Regions from separate parts of the Homo sapiens genome. Here region 2 is linked to region 1. The links are chromatin loops, found by intact Hi-C in ENCODE. Cell type or tissue: K562. All regions are shown on one strand.

The links. Hi-C counts contacts between places; a loop is a spot of excess contacts. Peaks named below come from ENCODE experiments on the same cell type or tissue, not always from the same donor. Only the 100,000 strongest peaks of a DNase experiment are listed, where the experiment ranks them.
Region 2: a loop joins it to region 1, with 3.0 times the contacts of the local background. A loop is called at or near these places in 1 of 110 quality-filtered maps.

The regions. Positions count from the first base shown.
Region 1 is chr7:16,266,943-16,271,942 of GRCh38, forward strand. The region is part of intron 6 of CRPPA (CDP-L-ribitol pyrophosphorylase A); the gene reads right to left. It overlaps CRPPA-AS1 (CRPPA antisense RNA 1), which reads left to right. Exons shown (of 5, transcript NR_038947.1): 5 at 1,915-3,662. Among named protein-coding and RNA genes, the nearest start is that of CRPPA-AS1, 59 kb to the left of the region's middle. In K562, no CTCF peak of the experiment used is centred here; a DNase peak (open chromatin) is centred at 2,179; H3K4me3 peaks cover 1,655 bases.
Region 2 is chr7:16,112,391-16,117,390 of GRCh38, forward strand. All of the region lies in intron 9 of CRPPA (CDP-L-ribitol pyrophosphorylase A), which reads right to left. Among named protein-coding and RNA genes, the nearest start is that of CRPPA-AS1, 96 kb to the right of the region's middle. In K562, a CTCF peak has its summit at 2,439; no DNase peak of the experiment used is centred here.

The sequences.
Region 1 (5,000 bases):
TTTGGCAGGCATGTTCTGTAACTATTAGTGGAAATCACTAATGATATGTGAAAAAGATATAAACAGTAATATGATCCCTTTATATTTATTAGTAATGCATAAAACATTTGCAAGCTGAGAACTGGCAAGTTAAAATGAACAAATCCTATCTGTCTTAATTAAAAATAAAACAAGGTCACAAAGAACAGAGTATCTTAGCCATTGATGGATTAATATAATTTCATTCATTTGACCAATATTTATTGATAGCTACAAGCCAGACACTAAATTGTATACTGAGACCATGTCAATGACTAGACAGGTTTCTGCCCTTAAGAAGTTTATAGCCTAATGGGAAAACAAAATAAATTTTAGATGTGTATTTCTCGAATTTCAATGTCTATGGGAATTTCTGAGAATCCTGTTATAAATGCAGATTTTAATTCTTTTAGATTTGGGGTAAAGCTAAGAATAAACATTTCTAAGAAGCTTACAGTTGATACTGATATAACTGATGCCTGGATCACACTTTGAGCCAGCAAAAGGTTCTATCATTTGAATCCACATTAATCTAAAAGTCATCTCTCATTTTGAGTAGATATTTACTGAGGAGTGTGTCCTCATCTAGCAAATGAAAGAAAACTGCAACCTTACTGAGCCAAAGCCATTGCCTTTATCTTTATTACATATATTGGTATGGCAAACATAAATGACTAAAATTAAACAATTCATTAATTCAACTTTTTTCCCTCAAATTCTTGCTAAGTTTACAACGTAATTTAATTTAAATGCATAAAGTTTTTATTTTTCCTAAGTAATAAAGATTCTGTCTAAATGTACAGTCTGCCTCCAGAATCTGTTGGTTCCACAGTTAAGGATTCGAGCGTGGGTCAAAAACATTTGAAAAACAAAACTAAACAATAAAAATACAAATTTATAAAAATACAGTGTAACTATATAGCATTTATATTGTATTAGGGACTGTATGTAATCTAAAGATGATTTAACATATACAGGAAGATGTATATAGGTTATATGTAAACGTTATTTCATTTTATGTAACGGATTAGAGCACCCATAAATTGTGGTATTTGTAGAGCAGAAAGGTAGGTCCTGGAACCCCCATATAAATTGAGGGACAACTGTATATAGAAGTATAATTGCAGCCTGTTTCCATATTAAAATCATGTGATGAGAAAATGACAATCACTTAAATGACATGATTGATATTGTACTGCAAATGTGACAATTGTCTAGATAAGAAATATTATCTAGACAAATGTCTAGATAAGAAATATTAAAAAGGTTCTCAACAACCTCCATTTTCCACCTAGTTTTTACAAAATGATAGAAAATAAAGAAAATTAAAATCAGCTATAATTTGTATGAATAGCTTACCGAAGAGTCCTTTCACATGTAATCCCAAGAAAATCATGCAATAGTCTTTTAAAGAATATTCAGACACCATCCCAATATTTGTTCAACCTGAAAACTGCCATCAAACCCTATGTAATAAGCAAACTATTTTTCATTAATGTATACTCCTCTTGTATGAGAAATATACTTGCAATATTTATACATAAAATTTCCCTCTCATACAACTTTCCCATTATGACTTATGAGGAGCCTGTTGAATATACATTGTTTAGCTTAGAGGTTCAAAATATTTTAAAAATACTAAGGATAAATTACATTTTGAACAAAAACTCGATCATGTGACTTGTTTCAGAACTAAGTATATACCATATAATATTTTTTAAACAGTACATTTCTAGACAATATAGAAAAATAGATTCAAATATGTAATATAGAATCTTACGGTAGAGTCTACAGAATACATTTTAAAAATATTGCTTATGGCTTATTTTCTTCACTCCACTAGAAGGTCCCCTCTGCAGTGCTCATTTCTGCAACACTGTCTTTCTTTCCTGACAGAAGGCTGCTCACCACCAATTTCATCACTGTTGCTAACTCCAGCTCATCTAATCTCTGCAACATCTGCTACCAGCACCTTCTCTTGCCTCCTTTTGTGAACATAGTTTTTTCTTCTGGTTAGAAAATCAGTTCGAACTTCTTGAGTTTTGTGTTTTAAACTCTTCTCAACTGTTCCGATGATTGATGGATGGCCCAGAGGCGACCTCTTTATCTCCAGCAACATATTTGGCTGTTGGCCCGGTAGAGAGGTACTCCAGAAGCTTGCTGGTTCATCATGCTCTCATCTTTAACCACAACTATTTATCTGACTCCTTCCATCTCCACAGCACTGTGTGAGGGATCAGTGATAAGAGACGGTGAAAGACATGCGCAAATGGATAAATAATAAGCAGGATATGTAGAATGACACAACAATTGATGAGTAATTTAGGAGATCCAATAACTAAAAAAAAAAAGACTGGGGACAAGTTCATGGAAAGAGTAATCAACTAAGCCTTATAACATAAAATTGACAAATAGAGAAGGCATGCAATCCAGTAGAATAGAGTGCAAAAGAGGTAGAAGACTAATCGTTTCAAGACATGTTGAGCCACAACAGCAATAACATTGTGACAAAAAACGTCGGTGTAGACTGCAGAAGATCTTCAATGACGGATCAAGCTGTATAGACTTTTTTTTACCCTCATATACTGAATAGTCATTTAAGGTATACAGTGCCAACGTAAGAGAGAAAGGTAAACTTTTTTTAACACAAGTTGTAGGCCTTGGAAAGAAGTTTTCCAGTAACAAGATAACACGATAATGTACTGTGGTTATAAGCTCAAAGTGGTATATTTGATTCAGTGTTCCCAGAACCACCAAAACCTTGGAACCATTGTTTAGCTAAAGCTACTAGAACAACAGAATAACCTACTCTGTGGCATTGTAAAGTAAAATTATACTACACACAAATACTTGACATAAAATACATTTCCAAACTCAATTATTAGGGATAACATAAGCACAAAATGATGCTTTGCAAACATCATGTATCCTATAACTGGAGAAAAAAAATTAATGACATGAAGTGAAATGACTGAGTTCTGAAGCTACATCTCAATTTAAATAGCATAAGCAATTTAGTATACAACATTCTTCAAAATCAATTGTTGAAGGTTAACTATAATCTACATACAAAAACAACTTTGTCAACTTTTTGTACGGATTTTCCTTCTAAACATATTTACTTTATGTGTAAAATCAAAAAATTTCCTGAGTTAAAGGCTAAGACTTGACTTTATGAATACATGCCCAAAAATTGGTGGTGGCTGGTTTCTGTTTTTATTTTGTAAGCTTAGTATAATGGTTGTCCAGAACTTGTAAGCAATGACCTCATTTCTAAGCGGACAAGATGCAAAAGACCATTTTTACAGATTAACCATCTGGTTCCTTTAGGAAGAGTAATATTTCAACAGGTTCCTGTATTTCAAGAATATAAATAATTAAAAAGATGAAGATATGTGAAATACACAAAGAAAAAAATAGAGAAAATAGCATTTAAAGCAAATTATCCTAGCTCCCTCAATTAATATTTTAAAACCATGACAATCAGTTATTAATATAAATTGTTAATTTTATTTAATACAACATCAATATAATTCATACCATCTTCTTCAACTAGGTGGTCTATCATTTTGGAGTTTCTTTCCACCTCTGGAGAATTGCTCAGGAAATCTGGCTAACATACCAAATAAATCAAATGGATTTAATGAGATGGTTTTTGGCTAGTTTCTATATTCTTGTATACACATGCATGTAACACATAAATGTGGTGCTGTTCACAGTTAGAGGCGCAAGAGAAAAAAGTAGCTTTCCAGTGTTATTTCATTGTTATTAACTATACAGTATTCAGGTGCAAACAAATGAAAATCCTGTATATTCACGCTAAAATATAATATGTATCAAAATAAGCATAAAATAACTGTTTTGGATAGGTCTTAGGATGCTGCTGTGGCTTAATTTGCTCTGTTTATGTTCTCTCCGCTTTTCTTTATTGCATGTGCTAGTTTTGATGTGTTGTTTGACTAATATGTCATACGGTGAATTTACTGAGGTCTATAACAAAAGGCATGGATCCATACACTGGACACAACCTTGAGGGCATAAGGGAAAAAAAAAAGAAACTAAGTACCATAGAACAGCCTCAACAAAATCAGAGCATGCTTTACACGTGATTTTCAGTTACACCCTGCTTGTCATTTGTGATTACTCAAAACAATAATTAAATTACGTCCTCCAGGAAACAGGAAGGAGTGGATAACCAAAATACATGAAAAGCCCCTACAGTCCCTGTTTGTTCAGAGTATAGATCAGCATTCTTTAGGAGTTCCATTCTTTTATTACAGGAATGAATATTGGGTTGAACACGCTTATATGCATTTAGAGGTAATGTGATGTATGAAAACAAGTACTGCAGAGGTTTCCTCTGTAGAACTGTACTTTTAAGAGGAGCAGCCACCATAATCTTCTTGTAAAGGTAAACTGGATCATGTCATTTTCAAATAAAGTCTTCTCTCACTTCATTTTCCCCTTAAAACAATATATAAATGATAATAGTAGCAACGGTAACAGTAGAAGTGGTAAACTCAACATAAAAAGCCTACAAGGCTCTTTCCTTGTCTCTTGCTACTCCCACTTCCACTCCATTTGCATCTCCAACCACAGATGCTTTCTTTCTGTGCCCCAATGAAGCTCTTTATGTGCCTTTCACATACTGTTACTTCTGGTTTGTTCTTTAAATAGATAATTATTTATTGCCCTTAAAGACTTAAGTTAAATACCACATCTGCCAAGAGATTTCACTTACTGCCTTCCACTCCCAATCTAAGTCACTTTCTCTGGCTCTCTTATATAAGCACAGTTATGTTTTCCTTAGAATATTCATCACAATTTGACATTTTAATTTGCATTCATTTACTTTTTATCCCCAACTGGACAATATGCTCCTTGGAAATAGGAAATCATACTTGCTCAGTTCAACTCCCTGTATCTAGTGACTATATCATGACAGGCATTTATTATTTGGTAAATAAACTAGAGAATTTAGG
Region 2 (5,000 bases), 150 kb before region 1:
AGGATCTGCAGATAGATAGCTATCATTTGGGTGCCTTACAAAATTAATAAAAGAACAGCAAAAAAGAAGTCATATTTAGAAGATACCTTCAAATTTAAAGAAAAAATTCAATAACCTCCAGCAGATGATACAGATTGCTTTTAACAGACAAGAATGACTGATGTGTAACTTTTCTAGAATACTAAGTAACAAAAAACAATGGAATATGGGAAAAGTAGTTACCTAAGACTCCTGGCTGTCAGAGAAACAAAAAAAGAGACATTGTACTATGTGCAAGGACTTTGAAAGTAGTGCAATTAATGGAACCTTTCTTGGTAGGGGGGAACTGTTTAGAAACTAGAAACTTAATTTGTCCAATGATGAAATAAGTAAGGTTGTAGGAGCAGGGAGAAGAATGGGAACTCCTTTATTCATTCAATGACTATATTTCAGGAACTTACCTGATGCCAGACTCTAAGCTATATATAAAGATATGAATATATAGACTTTTTTTTCCCCTGATGGAATATGTAGTTAGGCAAGACAGACAAATACATAAATACAGAAATGCATTCATAATAAAAATCTATGAAAAACAGACCCATTAGCATCAAAATAAATACAGCATTAGAATTTTCAGGCACAAAATACCTTTTAAACTACGTAAAATATTTAAATAAATAAATATAAAATCAGGAAAATAAGAAAGCAAGACAAGTCTCTCTCAATGAGAGTCTTGAAACATAAAATAACAAACAGAAATGAGACCTGAAATACAAAAGACAGAATTTTTGTAAATGAAAAGCATTGTTGAACATAAAGAAAAAAGAATCTCAAAAGCAATAGATTAGATTCAGTTGCAGAGAGAATTACTGAAACTGGAGAAATAATTAAGGAAATTACTCAGAATATATATTAGACAATGAAATGGAAAACAGAGTAGGAAGTTAAAAGATTTGGTAGATACAATAAGAATGTCAAATATATATTTAATCAGAATCCCATAAAGGGAGAATAAAAACAACAGGCAAAAAAATAATAATTTATGGTTGTAAATTTTCCACCAACTACAGAACAAAAATTCATCAAGGAAACCTAACGAATTTCAAGGTGGATTAAAAAAATCACAAAAAGTAGATAAATTGTAAGGAAACTGAAATACTAAGTAGAGACAATCTTAAAGCAACTAGAAGGAATACATCAAAACAGACCAACAATTAGCCTGGCAGCGTCTCTCCCAAAAATAATGGTAGCAAGAACACAAGGACAGTATTTTTAAAGTGCTAAAATCAACAGCAAAAACTACACCCCCCTCAACAAAGCTATCAAACTAGAATGTTTACAACACTCCCCCCTCCACACACCAACATTATTTTTCAAGATTAGAAATAAAATACTGCCTCCTTCAAATAAAATATGAAAGTATATCCTTAAAATCCCTTCTTACACTAAAGTCTGTAACTCACATGGAAGGAAAATAATCTCTGAATCAAGGTCTAAAGAGCAGGAAGGCATGGAAAATTTAAAAATGATTTTAAAATAAGTACATAAATCTAAACACAGTAGTCTCTAGAAAATTATAAATAAGTAACATCTAAATATAAAGGATATTTAAAAGAACAAAATCAAAATACTGGGTAAGAACAGTAGCATAAAAGTTAGGAGGTAACTGATCAAACTTGAAATGCTCTAAGATTCATAAAAGTGTTGGGAAAGTAAAATACTGACTTCAGATTTTCAAATAAATGGGCAAAGAAAAATTTTAAGAGACTGCTTAATGTATAAAAATAGGATGTGAAACTTCTAACAAGCAGAGAGAAATTGGAGTAAAAACAAAGGGGATCTCAGGTGGCTAAAGCAAATGGAGACTCTGAATACTTTCTCCAAAAATAGTACTGAACGAGATCAAAGTAGACACGCACACATACACACACACACACACACACACCTTTGATACCATTTAAGACAAAAAAAAATCCCCAAACTTCAAAGTAACTGCAAGTTAAAGAAAATAAGAGAAAACCAGCAAATCTCAATAAGCAATTTCTCCTTCTCCTGTTCTGCCATAAATGTTTGTGTGGCAACTAAGGGCAAACTGAAAAAATATGAAAAGAAAGAAGGGAGCTACTGATGAGTATAAAGTTTATTTAAAATCACCACCAAAAACAGTAATTCTGACTTAAATGTGAAAATACTAAAACGTGTGAATAACCAGCAAGACTTCAAGGAAGGGACTTAAAATTATGCTTGATTTGGCAGACTTCTCCTGGGGAAAACACACACACACAACAAGGGAGAAGAAATATTTGGCAACAGAGTAATGAAGAGGAAAAGAAAAAAAATTAGGTTCCTGAAATATGAAAGACAACCAAACAACTGGAGGACACATAACTCCTTTCTCCACCATTAAATAAGATTAACTAAAGAAGCCAGATTCTGCTACAGTGACAGAAGAGAGCAGCATTGAATTAGGTATCGTGTAAACCCTAGTCAAATCCACAAGAAATTAATAAGAGAGAACTTAATAAATGTATAGTTATTACATAAAATAAAATTCAGTTACCTCAGTTAATGACTCCCCTGCTCTCCAAAAAATAATGAGGCAAAAGACTAAGGTAACACTCCAAACTGAATAGCCTTTGACTATCTGACTTTCAAAACTATGTTAATGTTTCACGCACTCCAAAAAAATAATTAGAATCAAGCAGGATGGGGTAGGGATACTCCAAAATCGATTAACAATATGAAATGAACCAAAATGTACTATAAATAAAGAACCAAACTGAAGAGGGTGGCCCTAACTAAATTTGGAAATTAGTATTTTGATTCAATATTCTAAGACAAAGAACTATATATAAAACTATCATACTCATTAGTACTATTGTTTTCTAAGAGATATGGGTTAGCAATTCTGAAAGTATACTATGTGTATGCTATGTTGAGTAAGATATATGTTAGAGAGATGGATTACATATAAGAAAAAGGAGAGCTAGAAAATTCTATGATGTTGGACTGAAAAATCGAGATATCAACAAATGGTTTCTTTTAGCTAGATTATAAATTACATACGAATACACTCAGTTACAAATGTAGAAATAGGTATAGAAGAGTGTTTCTGTGTCTAGAAATAGATATATTTCCTAGTCCTGTTCACTTTGAAAGGGCTTACAAATTGTGACATGCAAGGTGCAATGAGCACCCTTAGTGCTCAGGATCTTGGTTTCTAAATACCAATTTTTAAAAAAAGAAATTTAGGTTTCTTGGAGAAATTGCTCATTTCAAGCCTGAATGAAGAATAAGATGAGTCTGAAATATCCTTTGGTGCCAGAATGTAGGGACACCCTCAAAATCTGATGAGAACATTGTGAAGGACAACATAAGGCAACATGAAGGAGCTCCCATTCACCACATGTGGGAAAACTGGAGCAACAAAATCATGAGAGTATGGAACAGAATCCATAAAATAAGACTAATACTAATGAGTTCATTCAGATAGATTAGATAGATAGAAAGGGAAAAAGAGCAGAAAGACATAGATGGCACAAAAGGTAAAGATCTTTATTGGAAAATTCCAATTAATACATTTGGAAAGAATGATGGGAATAAAAAACCACTAAGTGACAAGCAACACTATATAAAGGTTTCCAACAAGAATCATTGATGCATGATAAAATTATCGTGTAATGGTATGATTAAAAATCGGGATATTTACATAGTTTCCAAATATTTTACCATAATTATTAATTATAAAGGTAGTAATATATTTTCAGTGGAGAAACCCAGCAGATGCCACTTTAACCAAGTGATCTAGGTTAATATCAGCAGTGAGACAGATATCATGTGATCCCTGATATGATGCACTGAGAAGGATATAACACTAATTCAGTGGTATTCTTGCCTAAATGCATTTATTCATGAGAAAACAGCAGAGAAATCTAAATGAGGGACATTATACAAAACAAATCAGTATTTGCCAAAAGTACAAAGTCATGAAAGACAAAGAAAGAATGAGTGGTCGGGCGCAGTGGCTCACATCTGTAATCCCAGCAATTTAGGAGGCCTAGGCAGGTGGATCACCTGAGGTCAGGCATTCAAGACCAGCCTGGCCAACATGGCGAAACCCCATCTCTACTAAAAATACAAACATTAGCCAGGCCTGGTGGCACTTGCCTGTAATCCCAGCTACTTGGGAAGCTGAGGCAGAATTGCTTGAACCCAGGAGATGGAGGTTGCAGTGAGCCAAGATTGCACCACTGCACCCAGCCTGGGCAATACAGCGAGACTCGGTCGAAAAAAAAAAAAAAAAGGAAAGGAAAGGGAAGGGAAAGGGAAGGGAGAGAGAGAGAGAAACAAACAAACAAACATTCCAGAATAAAGGAGACCAAGAAGACATGACAACAAAATGCAACATGTGTTCCCGGATTGAATCCTGGATCAGAAAAAGCGTATCAGAGGAACAAGAACAAAACATGAATAAGATTTGTAGCTTACATAACCGAGTTAATCAATGTTAACCACCTGACAGGGACTCCGCCCAGGTACCATACAAAGCAATCTGGCTGAAAGTCTTTATGTGTCACTCTAGAGACCATGTTTTCCTGTTTGTTGTAAAGAATCATCATCAGCACTGAAAACCAGGCCCTGCTGCTTTTTTAGCATCTAGAGCTCTCTCAGACCTGGGCTGCAGACTTCCACATGTATTTTTCTGATATAGACCTTATATACAGATTTTTCCCTTAAAAAGATGTCAACTTGGAAAATGATGGATTTTAAAATGGGTTAACCATTAAGAAACATGCTTTCAGTATTCCTTTTGTTGTATCTTCCATGTGAATCGGTTGTTTCTCTCTCTTTATTCCCACTGTGAGCTGGTTTTCATGTCTCAAGTGAAACCAGGTAGTGTGAATCTGTTCCAGGCCAAATCTGCAGCATCAGGGGTGAGTTCTCTTTGGAAGCGACTCTGAACTGAGCACGTAGTCATATCTACATGTGGAACTCTGGGTAGACGAGCCTTCCTTTTC